3 separate regions of the Mus musculus genome follow, and regions 1 and 2 are each linked to region 3. The links are chromatin loops, found by intact Hi-C in ENCODE. Cell type or tissue: heart. All regions are shown on one strand.

What was found. Peaks named below come from ENCODE experiments on the same cell type or tissue, not always from the same donor. Only the 100,000 strongest peaks of a DNase experiment are listed, where the experiment ranks them.
Region 1: a loop joins it to region 3, with 2.5 times the contacts of the local background. A loop is called at or near these places in 6 of 42 quality-filtered maps.
Region 2: a loop joins it to region 3, with 5 times the contacts of the local background. A loop is called at or near these places in 14 of 42 quality-filtered maps.

What each region holds. Positions count from the first base shown.
Region 1 is chr14:26,576,172-26,584,171 of GRCm38, forward strand. Dennd6a (DENN/MADD domain containing 6A) reads left to right here and starts at 3,379. Exons shown (of 20, transcript NM_001134465.2): 1 at 3,379-3,691. The coding sequence starts at 3,464. In heart, no CTCF peak of the experiment used is centred here; DNase peaks (open chromatin) are centred at 3,340 and 3,770; H3K4me3 peaks cover 1,835 bases; H3K27ac peaks cover 1,595 bases.
Region 2 is chr14:26,531,744-26,539,743 of GRCm38, forward strand. Slmap (sarcolemma associated protein) reads right to left here and starts at 2,881. Exons shown (of 23, transcript NM_001310445.1): 1 at 1,585-2,881. The coding sequence starts at 1,782. In heart, a CTCF peak has its summit at 3,168; DNase peaks (open chromatin) are centred at 1,748, 2,268 and 3,238; H3K4me3 peaks cover 3,406 bases; H3K27ac peaks cover 2,324 bases; H3K27me3 peaks cover 488 bases.
Region 3 is chr14:26,636,286-26,644,285 of GRCm38, forward strand. Arf4 (ADP-ribosylation factor 4) reads left to right here and starts at 1,849. Exons shown (of 6, transcript NM_007479.4): 1 at 1,849-2,201. The coding sequence starts at 2,135. In heart, CTCF peaks have their summits at 3,900, 5,075 (motif pointing left) and 6,953; DNase peaks (open chromatin) are centred at 1,096, 1,726 and 2,606; H3K4me3 peaks cover 3,820 bases; H3K27ac peaks cover 2,936 bases.

The DNA.
Region 1 (8,000 bases), 60 kb before region 3:
TGAAAAGCAAGAAGGAAATCTACTGGTCACCCAGGTAAGTGAATGCATAGGGCATTTAGTCTTCCTTCAGGTTCTTTTGGTAAAAATTAAGCTCCAAAATACGACATTGCAACTCACACCCTGTCTCATGTTCACACTTTTGTTGTTGTTAAAGCTATAAAAATTGCTTAAATACCAGGAGTTTGGTTAGGGGTGAGTAGGGAAGTCTGGAATGATTTTAATCTTGTGCTCAGTGTTCTTGGTAATACTGGAAGAGCAGCAAAGCCAGGCATTCAGTTAGGGTTTTTTGGCTCAAGCAGCCGACCCTGTCTTAAGTGCCTCTCACATGGGAAAAACAACAACGAGAAGCCTACCACCTAGGGCTTCAGAGGACAGGATGCATAACCTGAGCCAGGGCTGTGACCTGGCTGCCAAGCCAAGCAAATATGATCTGAAGTGGCATTAACAGAAGGCTACTGGCCAGTGTAAGAAAGGGAAGAGTCCAAAGGTTCACTTTGCTGGGGCTAGCTCACACCTAGAGAATGGTGCTTCCTTCTATGTCTTAAAACTGATTCAACAACTCCAAGTTTACCCAGGTTGGGTGACTCCATGATTAACTGCTAGAATCCTTTGAAGAAAGACGGACAAATTTGGGGTAGTTTACCCAGGAAGCTAGACATGAGGATGTAGGATGGCTCTTTTGAAACAATCCATGGGCTATCGTCTCTAAAAGCTGGACTCCACAAGAGGAAGGCTTTCCTAGCCCTCATGAACACGCAGAAAAGAGCAGTTCTTATGCTTAAGAGCCACTGCATGTGTGGGATTGGCTGAGCCAGCACCAGAATATTCACATATAGGATGGAAAGTGTGGAGAAACGACCTTGCTCAAGATCCTTTCAGATTTAAAGGCTCTAATGACAAACTCTACAAAGGTTACCATTTCTTTCTGCTTAACCAAAGATTATATAAGGTAGTATGTCAGCCAGGAGTGGTAGATCATGGCTTTAATCCCAGCAGTCTGGAGGCAGATCTCTGAGTTCAAGGACAGCCTGATCTACAGAGCTTGTTCCAGAACAGCCAGGACTGTACCAAGAAGCCCTGTCTCAAACGAATAAACAACAACAACAACAACAACAAAGATAGTATTGCAAAGAATGGTAATTTGTATCCACAGGCCAAGGGTCCAGCACTGTGGAACAGCTGCTCATTAAAGTTTATTTATCATTAATAATAAAATAGCATATAGTAAAGTGTCTGGATTGGGAACACTTTTCTCTTCTTGACAATAAGTCAGGTTAGCAATTACCTTTCACCAATCCAGAAAATAGTTCCAGGAGCTGTTTGTCTATCATGATAATATATGGAGCTAAAGCTGGATACCAGATTTTTTCATTTCTAGCTCACTGTCCTTTCTAATACTAAACAGTACTGTTTTTTTCTGAACAGTAGGTTTAGAACCTTACTTGAATACAGGTTATGTTTTTCTTTCTGAACTGTACTGGTTCTTTGTCACAGGCAGGTTGTTTTAGGCAAGGACAGTTTCTAATTTAAATGTTGTCCCCAGTTAATTCTATGCTATCCAAACTTTCCAGGTGGGACTAGAGAGATAGGTGGCTCAGCAGTTAAGAACACTTGTTGATCTTGTAGAAGAGTAAGTAAGGTTTGGTTCTCAGCACCATCGTGGAGTTTACAACCATCTTTAACTCCAGAGGATCTGGCACCCTCTTCTGGCCTCTGTGCAAACCAAACTCCACTTCAGTACCCATACATACATACATACATACATACATACATACACATATATGCATACATACATACATATAGGCAAAACACTCATATATATAAAAGAAAAATGATAAATACATCTTTAAGAAAGTCTTCAGCATTCATTACTACTCAAGTTTGAGAATACTTGACCATCAAGAGATGGATCATTTCTTGATGGTCAAGAATTTTTATGTGTTTTAATGTTGTTTGCTTGCATTCATGTCTGTGCACCACACACACTCCTGGTGCTCTTGGTGATGAGAAGAGGACATTAGATCCCCTGGAACTGGAGTTACAAACCACCATGTGGGTGTTGAGAATTGAACCTGGTCCTTTGCAAGAGCAGCAAGCGCTCCTAACCACTGAGCCATCAGTTGGAGCCCCAGCTTTGTTCTATGTAAAATAGAAACAGTAATATCACTGCCTTTTGAGGCCGTGGAAAGGCATGGGAATGGGTTTTGATAAATCCATTGTATGTTATCTATCATCTTTTACACACTTTCCTATTGGGTATTACCACGTTTTCTAATTACTTTTTTTTTTGTTTTGTTTTGTTTTTTGAGACAGGGTTTCTCTGTATAGCCCTGGCTGTCCTGGAACTCACTTTGTAGACCAGGCTGGCCTCGAACTCAGAAATCTGCCTGCTTCTGCCTCCCGAGTGCTGGGATTAAAGACATGTGCCACCACGCCCGGCTCTAATTACTTTTGATGAATAAATCCTAGCAGGTGCTGAAAAAAAAATCCTACTTAGTCGTATCATGCTATGCCAATAATCAATAGCAATTCACCAGGGCAGATGTTTCTTGAGTGCCCAGCCTAGAGCTGTCTTGACTTCTTAACAAAGGTAGCTTGAAACCAGGCCCTTCCTCCAGTGTTCAGATAGCATGGTCCAAAGGTGACTGACCAACCCGAGATTCCAAGAAAGTCTGCATATGCGTAAGAGTTGAGAGAGTCCGCCAGACCAATAAAGATGGGAGCTGCCTTGGTAGGGAGGGTATTCGGAGAGTTAAAGTACACATCTCTATCAGGGGACTGCAGGAGTGAACACAGGCTTGCCTTAGAGTTCTTATACTTGCTGGGCTAGTCACGAAGCCTCTCCGAACTTCAGTTCCCTTATCTGTGAAGACAAATTAGCCAGAGGTGGTGGCCCATGCCACTAAACCCAGAATCTTGGGTAGCTGTGGTAGGAGTACCATGAGCTAGAGGCCAGTTGGGACTATGTAAGGCATAGCTAAAAAAGAAAAGAAAGTCCTACCCAACACTTAACAAACAATAGTGTTCACCATAATGATATGTTTAATAAGAGTTAATAGGTGTATTTGAACTTAGCATATCAACTGTCACAGAGTAAAAGTTTAATTAAACTACTGTTAACCACTATGTTTTAGTAACACTTTAATAATGAACTGGGTCGTTCCAAGAATAATTCATTGCTGTATTGTTGTGGATCTGAGATGACGATTCCTGAGCCACTGTTTGAGTTTAGAGAACTGTAAAACCAGCAGGCCAGTCTGAGCGAGCAGCAGAGATAGCCGCGGCTTGTAGGGAAACCACTGAACCCCCCGCTCCCAGGGTCACGTGCCTCGTGGCCGCGCCCCTATTCCGGGAGTCCGGAGCGGCTGCGGCAGCGGCAGCACTCGGTGCGCGTGCGCGGAGGCCTGCGCGCTCTGCGGCGCGGTCCGCAGCGGAGGCGGCTCAAGCGCCTAGGGGGTGGCGGATGGCTCTGCCGGGCCCGGCGGTCTTTGGGCCCGGTTCCCGCGGGTCGTTGGACGAGGCCGGGGCTGAGGGGCGCGAGGCGGCGGCCCTTGCGGCGGCGGGAGTCGCGCTGGAGGACGAGGAGGAGGACGATGGCCGCCGGGGCCTGCTGCGCTGGGACGGCTTCTCGGCCTGGCTACACTGCGTGTGTGTGGTGGGCTTCGACCTGGAGCTGGGCCAGGCGGTGGAGGTGAGGCCGAGCCGCACCCTGTGTCTCCACCCTTGGGCGGCCGGGTCCTGGCCGCTGCTCATCCGGGCGTGGCTCGCAGCCCCTGCGCGGCTCAGCTGGGCGGTGCTTCTCGACCCTTCGGTGGGAGGATCGTGGGCTGCGGCTAGGGGTGAAAAGTTCTTTGTAGGCCCCTCCTAAATACTTGTTGATGTTCCTCTTTAAAAAAACAAAACAAAAAACCAGCGATAACTGGAGGGTAGTGGCACCCAGAAAAGCCTACAGCAGACAGGATGTTTGCTTGGAACTTTCAAGAAAGGAACAATACCCCCTGACATATGTGAATTACAGTAGCCAAACGTGCACGTCCAATCATGTGGGCTGACTGACTGTATTGTCAATTGCGCTAACTCGTAGATCGGTCCACTGAGTCCAAGTCAAAATGCTTAGCATGCATTCTCTCCCTTTTCTCTGTTCCCCATTTCTCTGTGAAATGTCGTTGGGTTCCCATTCCCTCCAAGTCTCTCCCTAGCATTGCAAACAGAATTCAAGGCCTTCTGAAAACTAGGCAAGCTGTCCCCACACCCCTCTCCCGACCCCTGCTGTTTCTTAATACTGATTCTGTGACAATTCCCAGAAACCTAATGTCAGTGGAAAAATTGTTGGCTTATAAATCTGTTAGATATCATAACATCTTACCTAAAAGACCTTTGAATCTCACTCATTTTTGCCATCACTTTGCATCTTTTTTTTTTGTTGTTGTTTGTTAGCATAAAAGATTTGTCTTATTTATCCAAGTGAAAAGTTACTAGAAAGGCATTAGAAAGGTGTATGTCCCGAAGTTTTTGGTATTTTGTTATTGTTCTTTTGGCATCGGTGAAAGATTCTAATCTTATTCTGATTTGGTTGGTCTGGTTGTTCCAAACGAGAAACTGCTGCATCTTTGTCTTTTGTATCGTTACATAGTTCATTTAAATATTGAGTTTTTATTAAGATCTAGGCACCATACAAGTTAGTGGACATACACATAAAAGGATGTTCTCATTTGCATTTATGAATTGAGACAATAAGGTGGGGATCTAAGAATTAATCTATTTAGTCAATAGGATCAAATTTATTGCCTGATACAGTATTCATTAAACGTTTGTTGATAGAGGGAGTTAGTATGTAAAGTGATTCTGTATTTTATTTGAGACAGGAATAACAATCTCCAAAGATTGAAGACATTTATTTTTAAAGATTTGTTTATTTATATAATGTGTATGAATGTTTTGCCTTCATCTCTGCATGTAAGAGAATTTGTACCTTGTGCTTGTGTAGGCTGGAAAAGGGGGTTAGATCCACTCAGTCTGCAATCCTTCTGGTCATGTAGGTGCTGGGAACTGAACTCACATCCTCTGGAAGAGCAGCAAGTGCTCTTAACAGCTGAGCCATCTCTCCAGCCCCTCAAAACAATATATTATGCTCGTTATTTAATGATAAACTGAAATTTTATGTGTAGCAAAATAAAACTTAATCGGTAAGCAGAAGCTGTCATATTTGGTCACCTTTAAAAAAAAAAAAGATTTATTTGTGTGTGGCTATTTTGCTTGTCTGTGTGTCCATGCTCCACACTCATTCCTGGAGGTCAGAGGAGGCATCAGGGCCTCTGAACAGGAGTTGCAGACGGTTGAGAGCTGCCACTGAAGTTGCGTCCTCTGGAAGAGCATCGAGTGTTCTTACCCAGTGAGCCATCTCTCTAGCCCCATTGATCGGTTTTTGTAATCTCATCGTTTGGAACATTGCTTTTAACATGAGTATTTTCTTTTTTAAATAAGTGGCATATCTTGACAGAGTTGAGGTGATGAAAAATAATCACTAAAGGTTATATATGAAATTTTATTTCCCATAATTGCCATTTCAGAGCAGTATCTTTACGAAGTAGTTCTTAGCTTTTTTTTTTTTTTTTTTTCTTCCTGAACTTTCAAAAACAAAAGAAGAAGAGTTTGAACTCTCTTGGAAAATGAGTAGGACAAACTTGTGTTGCTAGCTAGGCTGTTTGCACTGATCCGTGGAGGTGTTGTCGTCGTCTCTGTCTGGATTAAGGATCACTGCCTTAAAGTAAGGAGAAGAGAGGAAGGTCCCTTCATAACGGAGCTAAGGAATGGTAAACACAGTAAGATGTCAATGATCTGGCTTTGAGACTGGATCTCACTCTCCTCGAGTACATGTAGCCCAGGCTGGCCTTAAACTCACAGCAGTTTACCTGTCTCAGGCTACACCCCTCACCACTCCACCACCTAGTGCTGGGATTAGCTAGTGGTTACGTGCTACCATGTTTGGGACAGAGCAATTTTGTTTTGCTTATCTTTATGTGGGGTGCATATGCATGCATGCCACTGTGCACACAGTAGAGTAAGGGACAGAATAGGAGTCTGTTCTCTCCTTTCACCTTGTGAGGCCTGTGAACCATCTCAGGCCTGAAGGCTTAGCAGCAGCAAATTTCTTTTCTCTAAACAGCTGAGCCATCTCACTGGCCCTTGGCTTTCATTCTTGAGAGAAGGCAATATGTAAACCAAGCTGGCTTCAAACTCAAGAGATCTGTCTTCTGTCTCACAGTGTTTTGCCTTTTTAAGTGAACATAAAGCAGGAACAAATATATGAAAACAGTTGAAGTTATATTTTGCGCACTCTCTCTCTCTATATGTATATATATGTATATGTGTATATATATATGTGTGTGTGTGTATATATATATATGTATATATATATTTTTTTATGTCCTGACCCGCAGCACAGTTGAACAGGGTCTGAGAAACCACCTGTGGAGAGAAGGGGAACAGGAAACACAGAGAACGGACAGCAAGTCAAAAAATTCTGATCAAGCTGACAAATTTTATTTTTCCATAATTGCCATTTCATAGCAGTATCTTTACGAAGTAGTTCTTAGCTTTTTTTTTTTTTTTTTTCCTGAACTTTCAAAAAGAAGAAGAAGAGTTTGAACTCTCTTGGAAAATGGGCAGGTTGTATACCCATAGAAGCAGGATATGGGGAGGGGGATGACGCAGAATTGCTTTGTTTCTGGGGAAACGCACCTGTTCCCAAAAGCAGGATATTGGCTAGGTAAAAAATTCAGCAAGAGAAACAGAACAGAACGGGTTGCTAGGCACCTGTCCACAAGATCTATAGCTATTTGTTCTTAACTGGGGGTAGTATTTTCCTACAGAGGCCTCAACTTTTCCCACAGAAAACTCAACTAAGCTAGTACTTTTCCACTAAGGCCAAGACTTAAGCACTTATGGCTGACAGGCAGTTAACATTCAAACAGGGTCACTCCATGTATGTGTGTGTGTGTAATTTTTTTGAAGCTGCACCTGTGTTGGAACTGTACAGGAGTAGCAGTTAGCATGGAATTAGAAAGGTAGATTTGTGTTGGGAGTGACATATATAGTGGCTCCAGCCCTGTGTCTGTAAAGTACAACCAGGGAGGCTCAGAAGCAGGATTGCCAACTAGCAGTCACACAGACAGGACAACACAGTTCTGGAGGCTCCCAGCTTTCCCCATCTCAGCATCAGGACTCAGGGCTCTCTGCTAGGCCTCAGAGCCTATATATTTGCTCCTTTTTTCATTTTGTTTTGTTGTTTTCAAGACAGGGTTTCTCTGTGTAGCCCTGGCTGTCCTGTAACTCACTTTGTAGAGCAGGCTGGCCTCTAGCTCAGAGCTCACCTCCTGTCTCCTTAGTGCTGGAAGTAAGGGCATGTACAAGCCAGGCAATGGTGGCGCACGCCTTTAACCCCAGCACTCAGGAGGCAGAGGCAGGCGGATTTCTGAGTTCGAGGCCAGCCTGGTCTACAAAGTAAGTTCCAGGACAACCAGGGCTATACAGAGAAACCCTGTCTCGAAAAACCAAAAAAAAAAAAAAAAAAAAAAAGGCATGTACAATCACACCACCACCACTGGGCTATGTATTTGTTTCTTAAAAATGCAGAGTCAGCACTTAGAGAGTCATGTGACAAAAGATGAGATCCTAATGAATATCTAGTTGAAGGCATGGAGGGATGTTAGCGTTCTTTAAAAAGCAAAACAGAACAAACAAAAGAAAACAAAATATAGAACTAGAGCCTCTTTAAGTTACCAAAGAGTGTGGAGTACCAATGAGAGACCTGTCTGTGCAGGGTATGGTGCTGCAGACCTGTAGACCCAGCACTGAAGAGGCAGAGGGCAGCCATGGCCAGCCTGGCCTACAGGGGATTCCCAGGCCAGCCAAGGCTACACTAGGACAACCTGCCCTCAGAGAGGGAGCAACAGCAAAACTAAGCACATAGGAGTTTGAGCCACACATTGCTTTCTTTG
Region 2 (8,000 bases), 100 kb before region 3:
AGAGTCATTTACAAAGAATCACAGGTCATCCACGAATCATCCAAATGTTAGCTTTCAGGGAAGAGAAAAGTGTCTCTCTTATGGGTTAAAGAGCCTCTGGTGTAACTCAGAAAAAGTTAACACACTTTTCAGTTTTCATCCTACACACAGAATAGGTTATAACCACTATGCAAGCACACAGCACTTGGGGATCTTTCCTTCCTTTTTTTTTTTTTTAGATAGCATTTACTTAGTAATTCCTTAATTCAGTAGCTGCCCTAGCATTACTTTCTTCCTCTAAAGGCTCAAGTTTCTTTCATTTCAAAACACCACTCTTGAAGACAAATTCTTCTCTTAAAAAAAAAAAAAAAAAAAAAGACTTACTCATGTCACTCAGAAAGAGGGGGCGAAAAGTCAAGAGACAAAACTGGAGACAGTCCTATTAGTCTTATGTAACTTAGTTTGAGTTGGAATTATTTCAGTAGTTCAACGAAAGCCTTAGGTTTAGGCCCAAAGAAGAGTTCTTTAAAATATTCTCCATTCGTGCAAATTCTTGAAAAACTAAAAAGATCCTTTTTATTTTAAAATAAGTAACTAGCAAAGTACAGTGCCAAGATAAACAAGGTAAATTGGATTAAAAATTAAAAGCAAGGCCCAGCATGGTGAGCTTTAATTCCAGCACTTGGGAGGCAGAGGCAGGGAAATCTCTGAGTTTGAGGCCAGCCTGATCTACAGAGTGAGTTCCAGGCCAGTTGGTCCCTGTCTTTAAAATATATGTGTGTGTGTGTGTGTGTGTGTGTGTGTGTGTGTGTGTATTAGACAATATTGGATATAATCTAAAAATAAGCTAACTTATTAATACTAATTTTTGCATATCATCATATAATTACACATTATCTACCAAAGAAATTGAGAAGTGACTTTCAAGAGCAATAGATTTCTGTTGATCCAACTTGCAAACAGAACTCCAAAGATGTAGTTACTTACTCTAGCTTAATTAAATTGCCTTTAATATTTACAAATTATTTCATCGGGGCAAGTAAGTATCAATCGTTACAAACAGTAACTTTGCACTCCAGTTATCCTACCAGACAAGGTCCTGAGTTGAATTCAACTACAAGCCATGTGTTAACTACATTTCACCATAGACACTTGAGCCTCGATGTAACAGAGGCCACAAATTCCGGCATTGCTCTGGGAACCACTGCTTGCTTAATCAAGCACCGACCTGCAGATTCACCCTTCTAAAAGGACTGAAAGTCAGAGGTCAAGTTTCACTATCTACCTTTCCTAAACGAATTAGGGTTTGGGATTTCACTGGGAATGACCAAGTTTATCAAGAAGCCATCGCCCTGCCGAGACATTTAGTAACAATACCTTCTCTGTTTTTCATTCAACCACTTCGATTCCATTTCCACTAGAATTCAGACACACACAAAAAGCTGATTCCGAGGCCTCGCAGAAAAGTGTCCTCTGGGAAGAAACCCTGAGATCGTTGCATACATTACACCTCTCAGAGAAGGTGAAGGGAAAGGAAAGGAAAGGAAAGGAAAGGAAAGGAAAGGAAAGGAAAGGAAAGACTGTCAAACACTATAGCGACATTACCTTGCTCGTCTTGTGATCAAACCAGACGAGGGCATGGTTCCTTGACAGCACTTTGCAATCAAAGGTGGCATTATTCTGCGCTGGTCGACAGCGTGCCACCGAGCGGCCGATCTTGATGGGCTCGTCCAGGTAGACATGACGCTCCTGAAACGGGTGCGAGTTCGGGCGGCAAGTGAAGATGGCCAAGGCTGACGGCATCGAGGACAGGCTGGGGGGTGTCTGGACCAGGGACAATGAGGAGCTCCTCCAGGTTCGGAATGCTCTTCTCAAGCCTACACCCCCTAACCCCCCAAAATTTTTAAATTAAAACAAACTGCGCATTGTCTAAGCATAACCAGTGAACATCAACAACTCTTCAATTGGGCAGGAGGACAAGCCAGCGCAAGCCCCATCACCTCCTTTAAAATACAGAGGCACCTTGACCAAAAAAAGTCCCCAACTAGCAGCTTTCAGTCCATCTTCCCTAGGAAGAAAAGGCTCAAACATTGGGCAGCTTCGGCCAAGAAAACTCCTGGAAGACAGTTTGGGGACAGGAGGTATCCGAGCAGATGAGTCACACACCAGTTCTTGTGTTTTGTTTGAGATCCCGGCCGCTTGTCCCCTTCGGTAGCGGAAACGGTGCAGCACTGCAGCATGAAGAGGGTTGACTCGCGCAGCCAGGAAGGTCCTTCGGGGCTCAAGGAAGAGGCGCGGAGGACCTCCGGGCAGCCACCGCGGGGCCTCGGGGCTGAGAAGAGGTGCGGGGACGGACGAGGAGGACTAGAGGGCCAGCGGGCCGGGCTGCATTGCCCTGCTGCGCCGAGGCCGCCCGGGAGTGGCAGGGGTCCCCGGCCCAGCGTGAGCCGAGGCTGCGATCCCGGGCTGGAGGCGTGGGAGGGCTGCCGGGGCACGGGCGGCGTCTGGGTCGCGAGTCCCGGGCACCTGACGGGTGTCCCCGCGACCAGGGCGGGGACCCGGCTCTGCAGGCCGGTGCGGACAGAGCGAGGAGCTACCCCGGGGAGGCTCGGGCGACCGGGCGGGCGAGCGGGCCGACGGGCGGGCCGGCGGGAAGTTGGTTTCTCGGAGCTCTCGGGCTCTGCTGCTCAGCACATGGGCCACCTCCCCTCAGGAGCGTCCTCGCGAGGGTCGCATCGCAGGGACTGGCGGCTCCCGCAGGACGACGGGGTGGGGGAGGGAGGCTGGCCCGGAGGTGGAGGGAGAGGCCTGGAGGCCGGGGCTGGGTCCGCCGCAGCCTCCTCCACTCGCAGCCAGTGCGGCAAGCTCAGGCGGTGGCGGACGAGGCAGGAAACTTTCCGACCTAGGCGGGGAGACACCAAAACAAACGGCAGTCAGGGACCGGCGCCCGCTCGCCTCAGCCCTCGCCCCCTTCAGCCAGCCCCCGCCAGTCCCCGGCCGCTGCCTCCGACCTCGGGCGACCTCTCCTTGCTCAGGCTACGGGATTCCGGAGCCAGGACGGAACGTCGGCTCCTTCCTCCCTTGCCGCCACCGCCGCCACCACCTCCGCCGCCGCCTCAGCTTACCTTGCCAGCGTTGGCCGCCATAGTGACTCTGACTGAAACCTACCGGGTGCACCGCCACGGGAACGCGCACCCTTTTCAAGGGCCCTCCTCCGCCGGCTCCCGTGCCGTAGATAGGGGGTATCATGTGATTGACGCCGTGGAAGCCATGTTTGTCACTGGCAGGGAAGAAGGCAAGCTTATTTTTAACATGACCCCTGGCGCCATCTTTGTTAAGGGCCAGAAGCTTCAAAGCTCCAGACAACCTTAAGGGCCATTTTGGTTAAGGGCAAGAGAAACTTTGAGGGGTTGAATGTTTCAAAAGCACACACAGCGGCAACATATGAATAAGAAAGTACCTACAAGTACCTACGTGTACTAAGTGTGTTTACTACAGTTCTCACTGAAAATACTAACACGTGCGGAGAATAATTCCATGCAAAGGACATACTCATTAGCAGTCATCGTAGCTGTGGGCAACTGAGTCACTCACCACTGCTCTACAGATGACCAAATTCCACAAGTCCCTAGACTTAATGACACCTGAAGGACTTTCCTCCCTCTGCTAATTCACCGGGCTTTATGAATTCCATCCCAAATTCCTGTCCTTTTCACTGATGCGACTATGTTTCTCAGAACTCCTTCGTGGGTTCTAACGTGGAGAACAGAAAGTTGTGGGGGGTTTTTTGGAGTGGGGGAGGATTTTGTTGGGGTAATGGTAGGGTTAGTGACAGGGTTTCTCTGGCTGTCCAGGAGCCCTTTAAGTAGATCAAGCTGGCCTACAACTCAGAAATCTACCTGCCACTGCCTCCAGCGTGTTGGGATTAAAGGTGTGCGCCACCACACCCTACTTGAGACCAGAAAGTTTTAAAACACGTTTCCAAAGAGGGGTCAAGGTCGAAAGTTACTAATAGGAAAATACAGAGAATAACCCAACCAACAATCCTGAAGTCTGTGTTAAGCCTGGGAATTGCGAGGAGAAAGACCAGTATGTATGGAGTCATTGTTCCAAAGAAGAAAAAACCGTGGCTCGAGCTGAAAGAAAACCTTAGGAAAGACTGTAGAGAATCTTAATCTCTTCAAATCAGTGTTGACTTCATTCTTGAGATTCCTGTGACCACAGACTTCCCTGAGAAACGTTGGACATGGCTTTAAACTTCTTTAGGATACTTTTTCTCTTCTATAACATAATGACAAGACACAACCCCCTTGCAGAGAGGCTTTGTGGTGTCAAACCACATTAACAGTATTCATTTCATTGCTTCTGTAATGCTATGCTGTGTCTAAGTGACACAGATGAGCACAGCCTTAGTCTCTGCCCTCTGGTTATAGAACCAGTGTAGTGGGTTTGAAACTGAAGGAACAAAATAAGGCAAAGACTCTGATATATTCAGAGCTCTTCTAAAGGGAGGGAGGCAGGGACATCCTCCAAGGAGAAGTCACAAAAACTGAATGAAGAAAGGTTGAAGGACTATAATAAATACAGTATTTGTTGAATGGTTTTTCTAAATTGCCAGGAAGAGGGACATTAAGTAGTGAAATGAAGCTTTTAAAGGAATACACTCATGTGCCTGGCACAAAGGCTAAGTAAATATTCAATGCCTGAATGAAAATACCATGCTTGTTATTAGAGGATAAAGTAGGGGCAGCACAAAGTGAATTTGGACACAATAAGTAATGTATTATAAAGTCACACTAGGGGGGCTGGTGAGATAGCTCAGCAGTTAAGAGCACCAACTACTCTCCCGAAGGTCCTGAATTCAAATTCCAGCAACCCTCCATAACAAAATCTGACACCCTCTTCTGGAGTGTCTGCAGACAGCTACAGTGTACTTACAGATAATAAATAAATAGATCTTTAAAAAATAAAAAATGAAGTCACGCTAGAGTATGTGTGCATGCGTGGGCTCATGCTTGAAGCTTAAATTCATGGTAATATGAATGTCCAAGACCTGACCTTTCACACGTTTTTACAGTTCTTCATCATTTCAACAAATACATTGAATAACTACAGTATCCCAGGCATTTTGACCTAGAGAATAAAGATATACTGAAGAGTTTTATTATTAGAAGATGAAAATGTTTTGCTTCTGATAACTTTTAGCCTTAAAACAATAAAACAGACCAGGTGTGGTAGAGCATGCCTGTCTCTAATGAGGTGTGTGCACGAATTTTAAAGTTATTTATGCATTTTTTTGTTCATTCAACAAACATTTAATTGACTACCCACTAGGAGAGAGAAACTGTAAAATGACCTGGAATTTCAAAAGTGAAGAAGAGAGTGGAAAAAATGAATCCCTAAAGTTTCTTACAGTTTAGATGGAGACACAATAAGATCCTTGCAGTATTTGGAATAACTCAAAAGTATTGAGAGTACAGAAGAACAATGTAAACTGGAGCAGCATGGTGACCTGGCATTTGCATGGCCTTAGGTGCACCCTAGTAGCACAAATAGAAAATTAAAACCACCGGGCAGTGGTGGCACACGCCTCTCTCTAATCCCAGCATTTGGGAGGCAGAGGCAGGCAGATTTCTGAGTTCAAGGCCAGCCTGGTCTACAGAGTGAGTTCCAGGACAGCCAGGGCTATACAGAGAAACCCTATCTCAAAAAAAACTAAAAGAGGAGAGAGAGAGAGAGAGAGAGAGAGAGAGAGAGAGAGATAAAACCAAAATGTTGTAATAAGTCAGTTAATCTGGTACTAATGAGATTGTAGGGATAATCTCTTGTGCACTTTGTGCACTATGTAAAAGCATCACCTGTCAATGAAGAGCTGAATGGCCTATATAGCAGGAGAGAAAAGAATAGGAAGGCAGGATACCTGGCAAAGAGAGAGGAACTCTGGGAAAGACTCAGGCTCAGGAAGATGTGCCACCAATATGTAGGAGGAAGTCAGACATATGAAACTGAGGAGAGGTAACCAACTATGTGGCAGAACTTAGATCAGAATACACATGTAAATATAAGTTAAGAGGTATTTGGGAAGCAAGCCTAAGCTAATGCCATAAGCATTGAAAATAAAAACAAGCCCTGTGTCATGATTCAGGAATTGGGGCAGACATAGAAAAGCCAAAACAATATCCTGAGCAAAGGGCTAGATGAAGTGGAAACTTAAAGATTCTTTGGAAAGGCAATTAAATGGTGTTTTGCTGGAGCAAACACATTGAAGAAACATTTAGCTGAAGTGGACACAGGTGAAAGGCTAAGGCAGACTCAGGAAGGAATGTTTCACTGAAGCAGACATGGGAGAGTGGATGTTCTGCTAAAGCAAGCACGTGATGAACGATTCTTTGCTAACAACACACATGTATTGGTCCGCCTTCCATTGTATAGTTGAGCTCCATTTGTCTCAACTCCATAGAGGGAAACACACCAAAAAAACCTTCTGGTGGTGTGTTGCAGTTTGTTGCTGCTACCGGGGACTCAGGTTAACTGGATGCAGGTGCTGAGGCAAGGCACATGGAGGACAAGTGATGTTTGGAGGGTATAAATAGGACTCCACAGAGTGACAGAGACAGAGCTTGGCTTTCTGGTACAGCTAACTATGCAATGCTTCTGGGTCTCGTGTCTTCACTGATCTTTGTTTCCCTGAGAGAGGCACAGCCGAGAACTCCTGGTGATCCTGTTGGTCCCTCCTTCTGACTCAAGCCAAGGCTGAGGCCAGCTGTCTCTGCTAGGTCATACCACCACTGTTGCTAACCCAACTGTAGCTAACTGGACTGCCGGTGTATCCCTGAGATGTTTGCAAGTGGATTGAGCTGCCACTGCTAACCTGTAAAATGAACTGCCGATTTCCAGACAACACAGACAGGAGTTGCTCCAAAGAACCTTTCTAAATAGATTCACTTCCCCTATGTCTTTTCTTTTCCACTACCTCCGGTGGGTGGTGGGCTACAAGGGAAGTTAAAGAGTTTAAGAACCATCATTAAAAATAGAATTAGAAAAAAATTCAAGTTACAGCTAGAGATTTGAGAAGACAAGACTTTGAGGAATTAGAAGGGGGTCTGTGTTTCTGGAGAATAAGGGGCGAGAATGAACAGGAAAAAGCCAGAAGTCAGAGAACTTGTACCCAGCACATTAGATTTCAGAACATTTTCGTTTTCCTTCTAGAAGGTCAAAGTAAAATAATTTTTTAAAAAGTTACAGAATCAAACATTTTAGCCATTTACCAACACAATCGTAAATTATTCAGCTTCTAAGTCTGTTTTCTCATTTGGAAAAAATGTATATAATATTTCCCAGAATCTTTTATAAGATAATTCAAGAAAAAGTACCAACCATAATGCCTGGAAAACAGTAGGTTCTCTGAAAATGTTGTTTTATTACTGTTACTAATGGAATTTTCCCAGTCTTCCACTACAGCCAAGAGCAGGATGTTTTATCTCTAGTTTGTATATAGAGATCTTAGTCATAAATGTAAGCGCAAAAAGAAATGTCTCTTTATGTTCAGTAATACTATACTATCTCCCAGAATTAATGTTAAACAAATAGAAGAGCTTTCTAGCAAGAAAAGCTTAGAATTGCTATAACCTGCCAGAGTAAAGAATCTTACCCTACTACACACAGCCCTGAAAATGCCAAATGCATTGAAGGCGCTCCTCACCCACGGTTATTTGGCAGGAACAGAAAAGGCTTAAATTAAGAACTCTCATACATGAGATATTTTGAATTGTAGGCCATGTGGGTGTTCCTTTCCATGACTTGGTATCCATACAAATTTTTAATTGAGTTAAAAACACACCATGTTTTAAGAAACTGGAATGGCAGCCGGGAGTGGTTGTGCATGCCTTTAATCCCAGCACTTGAGAGGCAGAGGCAGGCGGATTTCTGAGTTTGAGGCCAGCCAGGGCTACACAGAGAAACCCTGTATCAAAAAAAAAAAAACAAAAAGAAAGAAAGAAAGAAAGAAAGAAAGAAAGAAA
Region 3 (8,000 bases):
ACTGTATTATTGCTGGGTTCTCATAGAGTTCAGGCTTTGATAACCTTGTCTTCCTGATCCTCCACTTTCTATCTGACAAGAGCTGGGATTACAAATGTGCCTTATCACAGATGGCAGAAACGTGTGTTTTGTTTTAGAGTCAGTCTCATGTACTTGAGGCTGGCCCCTGCAGCCTGTACTCTGCAGTGGAGCATATCCTTGGTCTTCTCATCATCCTGTCACCACCTCCCATCTGTGGGGAATGAATAAACTCAAAGCTTTTATGACAAGACTTTCATTAACTGAGCTATATCCCTAAAAATCTATTTTCATATCACCTTACTGTATTTACTATTTGTCCTCCATTCCACTAAAGCTACTTTGGAGATATTTTTATTAGGATACTGTGTATAGTTCTGATTTATTTTAATTCCTCATATTATCCTAGAGTGTGGATATACCATAGTTTATAGGTCATATCCCTGTCATTATTTGCAGTATGCCAAGTTCTCTGTTTCCTTAATGCTTTCAGACAAGAGGAACGGTGGGCTCTTGCCAATAACATTAAATAGGAAGCCTTATTTCTGAACAGAAGACATCACACATTGAACCTAAGAAATAGAGAACTGCTCAAACAAAAAGTACCTTCCTAGAGAAAATACTTAAGAGCTGGTGAACACTAACTAGGAAGGGTAGGATTGTGGGCGCTACTAACGGTAAACTTTAGCAATAGTTATAAGGTGACATTCTTAGATAATTTGCTTCCCCCCTACATCGTATTTTGTAACCAGTAAAACGGTAGTAAATTCTTCATTATTATTCTGGGAATAATAGGAATGAATAGGACAGACAAGGTTCCTGTTTCAGAAACGCAGTCTTTAGTTGACCTCTCAAAAAATTAGTACTCTACTGGGTGTGGTGGTACAAGCCAAGAAACCTGGCCATTCTGGAGGGTGATGTAGGAGGATCACAAATTCGAGAGCAGTTTGTCATCTCAAAAGGAAAACTGTCCACAGTGGTAGAACGCTCTTAGCAAGCTTTGAAATCCTGGGTTCCATCCTCAGTACTGGAAGCGGATGGAAAACCGTCATAGCATTCTGATGATTCTTGGCGTCATGCCTAGGAGTTTTCCACCTTTACTCTGCCAGCAGGTCTGTTTTTAATTCTCTCTGGAGAAGCTAGAATCAGATGCTGCCCTTGTGAAGGCCAGCCACGCTTTAATTACTAATACTTTCACCCAACTGCAAAAATCAGAGACCCCTTTATCCTTAGAGGGATACTTTAGATGTCTATAAGTTTTTTTCAAAAAATGAATAAAATTAAGTCTATGCGAGTAAAGACTTTCCTTTGTTGTGCGGGTTGTCTTTGGATCTCCTATCCCTGCTTGCTGTGAGCAGCGAGCTACTAAGGATATTTCACATGAAATCCGTCTCATCGCATGTCCCTACCCAGCCTGGAAATTTTTTATTAAAACAGGGTCCATCTTCGTTCCTTCATTGTGACAAACTTACTGGTTGCTTGCAAGATTTGATTACATTTGTGGGAGTGGGAAACCACCGAGGCTCCCGTGAAGAAGTCACCCAGAGGTCAGCAAGAACGTCACCACTCAGCCCACAATGCACATCTCGCCTACCCGAACCTTGGACTACTACTATTCATCCGGGCGGAAGCCACTCACCTCGAACCCCATTGGACGAGATGCAGCAAGGACTCATGGGAGCCCGCCTGTCCTTCCGTCTGCCTGTGCCAACCGTCTTCGCTGGGCTCCACGTCCGGTAGTTCGCACGTCGGCGTAGCGGGCTCAGGCCCATTGCGCGCAGGCGCGGTGGCCCGGGCGGCGCCTGCAACGCAGGGGGGTGGGGCAGCGCTGACGCGATTCTGTCCGCGTTGGAGCGGGCGGGCCGCCGCCTGAGTCTCCGCGGCCGCCGTGTGACGTGGCACAGCCGAACACTTAACGCCGCGCCGGAGCCACCGCACCAGACGCCTAGCAGGTCCCGGTCCCGCTACGTCCTGTCCCGCGGCTTCGCCGACACTCCAGCCAGCGAGACAGGTCTTCAGCGTTTTCTCCTCCGCCCACTCGGTTGTGAGCCGGAACCGTGAAGGCCCGAGGGCGCACCAGACCCCCTCCTTTTGACCGTCAAGTGCCACCACCGCTATGGGCCTCACCATCTCCTCTCTCTTCTCGCGCCTGTTCGGCAAGAAGCAGATGCGCATTTTGATGGGTGAGTGAGGGACCGGGGCCGGGGAAGGCCATGTGTCTTCGCCAGCCGGTGGCCCGGCGCCCAGCCTTCTCCGGCTGCGGTGGGGGAGGGCGATCAAGAAGCATCGTTCGGGGAACAATGGGGGCGAGGGGCGAGGGGTTTGTTTCCCACAGAGGCTGAGCCAGAGAGTTGGGCCAGATTTCCTCGCTCCTGGCTTTACGTGCCTTTCTCTTCCTGCTGTAATTGAGAGCCTGGGGAGATTGAGCGGAGATAGATGTAGGGTTAGCTCACACTGGCGGAGCTCATTCTAAAGGTGCCGTTCTCAGGGTGCAATCTTCCTTCCACCTCACTTCCCTGGCGGTGGGCAGCGGTCGAGAGTGAAGCTGGCCTATTCCAGCCTTCCTCCTCCTCCCCCTTTCTTGGTCGTGTACGCCCTGTGCACACAACCATCGGTATGTGGCCCGGGCCAGGAGCCGCCTGGGGCAGGAAGTGACCAGGCCCACTGTGGCGAAGTCACACTTGGTGCTACCCAAGATTCGGAAAAAAAGTCCGGAGACTTCTGAGCTCACTTTGCTTAACTTTGCCTTGCTCTGGATTCGACTTTCTTTTCTCGTGATTATGAAGCCTATTCTGTGAAAATGAAAGTTATCCCATGGCTGTCTTTCAGTTCTAAACCTGTTTGGTTTGCTATCTTTGCTCTTTCATACGAATCTTATCCATTTGGCCTGGATAATAATAAAATCCAAAAGCTTTTAGAGACGAAATCTTTTTTTTTTTTAAACGGATAGTTGTAAAGCACCTCAATTGAGCTACAAAAAAAAAAAAAAATCGTTTGTTTAAAAAGCTGCCTCGCTGTGACAGGTTTTATTGCCCAGCGGAGGCCTTTCGCTTGGGCATTGTAAAGTGGCCTCTCCTTAGTACAGCAGTCTACCTCACAGCTGAGTTGCAAGGACCTGAATGACGCCTTTTAAAAAGCCCCGAGAACACTGAATGTTGACGCTTGTTGAGTGTGAGGAGCAAAGGGTTATTTTGAGCACCCACTCCTATGGAGCGCTTCAGTTTCCGTAGTGCTGCAGAGCGTGGCTGTACAAATTGGCTATTGTTAGTTTGTTCAGCTTCTTTACAATTCATAAAAACAATTGTGCGAGATCCATTCACAAAGCTAAGTGAAAATGTTTTCTTTCATAGTTTTGCAGATACTCTTTATGAAAAGGACAATTATTTTAGGAGGGCAGACTGTTATTTAAGCTTTAATTGGTTAGAAATTGGCAGTATGAAAAAGGCTGAAGTCAAAGGGAGGACTTTGCACTGTGATAAATGGGTTTCTTAGAGATTATCCAGTACAGGATTGTGTTACTGAAAAATAAAGAATTTATTGTCGATGTTACTGTCATTGTCAGAGTCTTGTGATGGCTAAAGGGATGGAGGGAGAAGCGTGAAATGATGGTTTAAGCACTGTACTATGTTTGAGAAACTCTCCTGTCCATCCTGATTGAAAGAGAATGGAAGTAGACAAGCATTTAGCTAGCTGAGATTACGGAAGGGGTGGAAGTCACGGTTTGGGTTTACTCTTTTTATTTAAGTATTTACTCACTCAGGTTTGCTATTCTTTTTGTTTTAAAATGACATCAGGGTCTCTCTATATAGCCCTGGCTGTCCTGGAACTCACTGTGTAGCTCTGTAGACCAGATGGATCTTAAACTCATAGATAGCCACCTCCCTCTGCCTGCCAAGTGCTGGGATTACAGGTGTACACTTGTCATGCTTGTGCCCAATTAAATGGTCTCTGCTGGGCAATAAAACCTGTTACTGAGAAGCAGTTCTTAAACAGTGTTTTTTTTTTTAATAGCTTAATTAAGGTTCTTTAGAACTATCTGGCTTAAAAAAATGATTTCTAAAAGTTGACTTTCTAATTTTATTATTATCCGACCCAGCTAGATAAAATTAGTTTGAAAGAGCAAAGGTAGTAAACCAGCAGATTGAGAACTGAAAGGCAGCCATGGGATGAATGCCCTCGCTTTGCTGTTCTTACTTTATACTGTAATGTAGAAATACTGTTTTCCTTGTTTAAAAGCAGTCTAGTCATAGAGTCACCTTTCATGGTAACTCGTCAGAGGAAGTATAAATGTCGGTTCTGTGTGTGAACTGGGAACACAGTAGTTTGGAAGTCTGGTAATTCCTACGTTTTGAGTTTTGGTTTTTGTCTTTGTGGCTTTATGAGTGATTGACTTTGTCATTAATAATCACTTTTATGATAACTTTTCCCATTTGAGTATTGGGAATTCTAGTTAATGAATTGTTCTATATAAATGTGTGCACATGTGCTCTGCTTCTGTGTGTGTGTATGTGTTTACTTTGTGGTATGGTTTTGAGACTGGAACCTTGTTCATGTACTCTAGCCTAGCCTCACCCTAAATGATCGGTTTGTTTTGTTTTCTTCTCTTTCATAAATAGGCTCTTCTTTTTTTTGGTGGTGGTGGGGGAGTTCTGGGGATCAAAATCAGGGTCTCTACATAACCATTGAACTACATCTGTGCTCCTAGATTACTGTTTTGTTTTGTTTTTTTTAGATTTATTTATTATTGTATGTAAGTACACTGTAACTCTCTTCAGACACACCAGAAGAGGGCATCAGATCTCATTACGGATGGTTGTGAGCCAACATGTGGTTTCTGGGATTTGAACTCAGGTCCTTCAGAAGAGCAGTCAGTGCTCTTAACCCCTAAGCCATCTCTCCAGCCCTAGATTACTGTTTAGAAGTGTATAAAGAAACAATAATTAAGGCTGTAGAGATGGCTCAAAGGTGAAGAGCTTAGAGGCTCTTTCAGAGGTCCTGAGTTCAATTCCCAGCAACCACATGGTGGTTCATAACCATCTATAATGAGATCTGGAGCCCTCTAATGGCTTGTAGGCATACATGCAAGCAGAACACTGTATACATAATAAATAAATAAATCTTAAAAAAAAAAAAAGACAGTTAGCCAGTGTGTCTGGTTTGCCTAACTACTGTGGAAATGAAAACTTAATTTATGTACTAGCTAATCCCCCAAGGTTAATTTGAGATGTTGGAAGATATGGCTAATAGTTAACCATAATTAAAAAAAAAAAAAGCCTAGCCAGGGCTAGCATGATGGTCAGTGCCCATAATGAAGCACTGAGAAGGCTGGGACAGGGGGACACTGTGCTTCAGACACAACAAATACATAGCCAATACAATGTATTGAATGTAACGTCTTAGAGGCAATTGACCAACAGAAATGATGCACTAGGTATTTATAAGGAAAGCTTACTTGTTTGAATAATATTACATTTAAACTCGAGGACCACCTGCTTTTGTCTTAGAGTACTCAGGTAGCCAGAGTTAGAGAGCAGTAGCTCTGAATTGTAAGCTAGGTCTGTCTGTATATCTGTCTGTATGTATGTCTGTCTATGAAAAGGTGTACTTTTGGCAAATGAGTATTTAATTTTTTTCTGAAATTACTAATATATTTGTAGAGGAATTGCTAATTTTAATCTATTTTCTTTGGACTTGGTGAGAATGCTTCTGGGGATAAAATGTCTCTACTTACTGAGCCATCTTGCAAGTTCTTTGAGACAGGGTCTCATGTAATTACGTAGCCCAGGCTGGCCACTATGTAGCTAAGGATGGCCTTCAATTTCTGTCCTACCTCCTGAGTACTGGGACGGAGCCTCCATTTGCTCATTTAAAAATATATTAATAAGTAATAAAATTGTACTAATACGTGAGGCTTTAAGTTAGAGTGATAGATGTTCTATTTTATATATCATTTTATTAGGTAATTCTGGGTTCTGATTGTTTGTTTGTTTGTTTCTGGAGACAGGGTTTCCCTGACTGTCCTGGAACTCACTCTGTAGACCAGGCTGGCCTCTCCTGGAACTCAGAAATCCGCCTGCCACTGCCTCTCAAGTGCTGGGATTAAAGGCATGCGCCACCACTGCCCGGCTCTGATTTTTTATTTTTTTATTTTTTTTTTTTTTGGTTTGTTTTTAAGTTCAATTTAGACATGAAAAAAAGTGATCATAACTTGTAATTCAACCTTTCACCATTATTACATAATTTATGTGGGCATTGAACTCCAGTCTCCTCTAGGATGCTTACCAGTGAGCATCTCTTCAGTACTTACTTGTCACAAATTTTTTTTTTTTTTTTTTACAAATTTTTCCCCCCTTCCCTTTCTCCCTTTTGCCCCGGACCTGCTTGCTCCTGTCCCTACTTGTCACATTTATTCTCCACATTTTAGAAAGCTTTATTCCTCTAAAATTGTTTGTGTTCCCTTTTTACTTAATAAATTGCAAGCATTTTTCATAAGCCACTATTTGTAAACATAATTGCTAGCCTTTGATAATGTGTTTCTAATTAATTCATTCATGAAAAGAAAATACCCCTCAATTATGTTGGGTAGAACCAAAATCCAAACATTAATTTTGGCAAAGCCTCAATTTATTTTTCTGTATCTGTTTGGTCCAGTTTCTGTCTAGTTGGTCAAATCCCTGAGGAATTAAATAAAATATTAAGATATAATAGTCTTAACATCTTTAAGATAACATCACAGTATATAATACTATTTGAGAGCTCTGACATCAGAATTAGCTTTCTTAAGTTGGTGGGTGTTTTGTGAGACAAGGTCGCATAAAGCCTAGGCTAGGTTTGAATTCGTGAATGCCTTCAAGATGGCCCAGCAGATTAAGGCCTTTGCTGCCAAGCCTGACTACTGGAATTTGTCCCTAGAGTGGAATGATGGAAGGACAGGATTGACTCCTGCAAGCTGTTTTCTGACCTTCACACCACTCTGTGCATGCGTGCACACATACATATAGAAACTCACACACAAATAATTAAACAGTGATTTAAAAAAAAAAGTGCCACTCCTAGAGAATCATTATTATGTCTACAAAGTTGTGTAACAGTTGCAACTGTCAGATGGAGTATTTTCATGAAATCCCATGACTTTTTTATCAGTCATTCTCACTTCCCTCTTTGACCATGGCAATCACTAATCACTTTGTGTGCTTTTTCTGCTCTGGGTATTTTAGCTGAAGGAATGGATAATATATGGCTGTTTTACTTCTGGTGTTTTCACTTGGCATGGTTTTTTTTCTTCCAAAGTTTGTGTAACATGTATTAGCATTCTGTGATGTTTTGTGGCCAAATGGTAATTCCATCATGTAGAAAACCGTAGTTTGTTTATGCATTTACCTATCAGTTGGTGGAAGTTGGTTATTCATAGTTATTTTTAGTTCTCATGAATAATGTCATTGTGCATATTTGTGAACAGCTTTGTGTATAGACTCAAACTCAGAGATTCACCTGCCTCTGACTTCCAAGTGTTGGGATTAAAGGTGTGACACCCCATCTGGCCCTAAAGTGAATTTTGATGTTAATAAAATTTGATCATAATCACCCAAAAGAGTCTTACAAGAACTCTTCATAAGGGGGCTGGAGAGATGGCTCAGCAGGTAAGAGCACCCGACTGCTCTTCCGAAGGTCCTGAGTTCAAATCCCAGCAACCACATGGTGGCTCACAACCATCCGTAATGAGATCTGACTCCCTCTTCTGGTGTGTCTGAAGACAGCTACAGTGTACTTACATATATAATAAATAAATAAATCAAAAAAAGAACTCTTCATAGAAGAATTGAAAGATCTGATTGGGTTTTGCTCCTTTCTCCCCCCCCCCCCTTTTTTTTTTTTTGCTGAAGTTACCATTTAGCTACCACCCTCAGATTTGATACTGTTGCATATTTGAGAAAACATTTTGTGTAACTGTTAACTAACCCTTGTGAGAAGTTAACTAACCT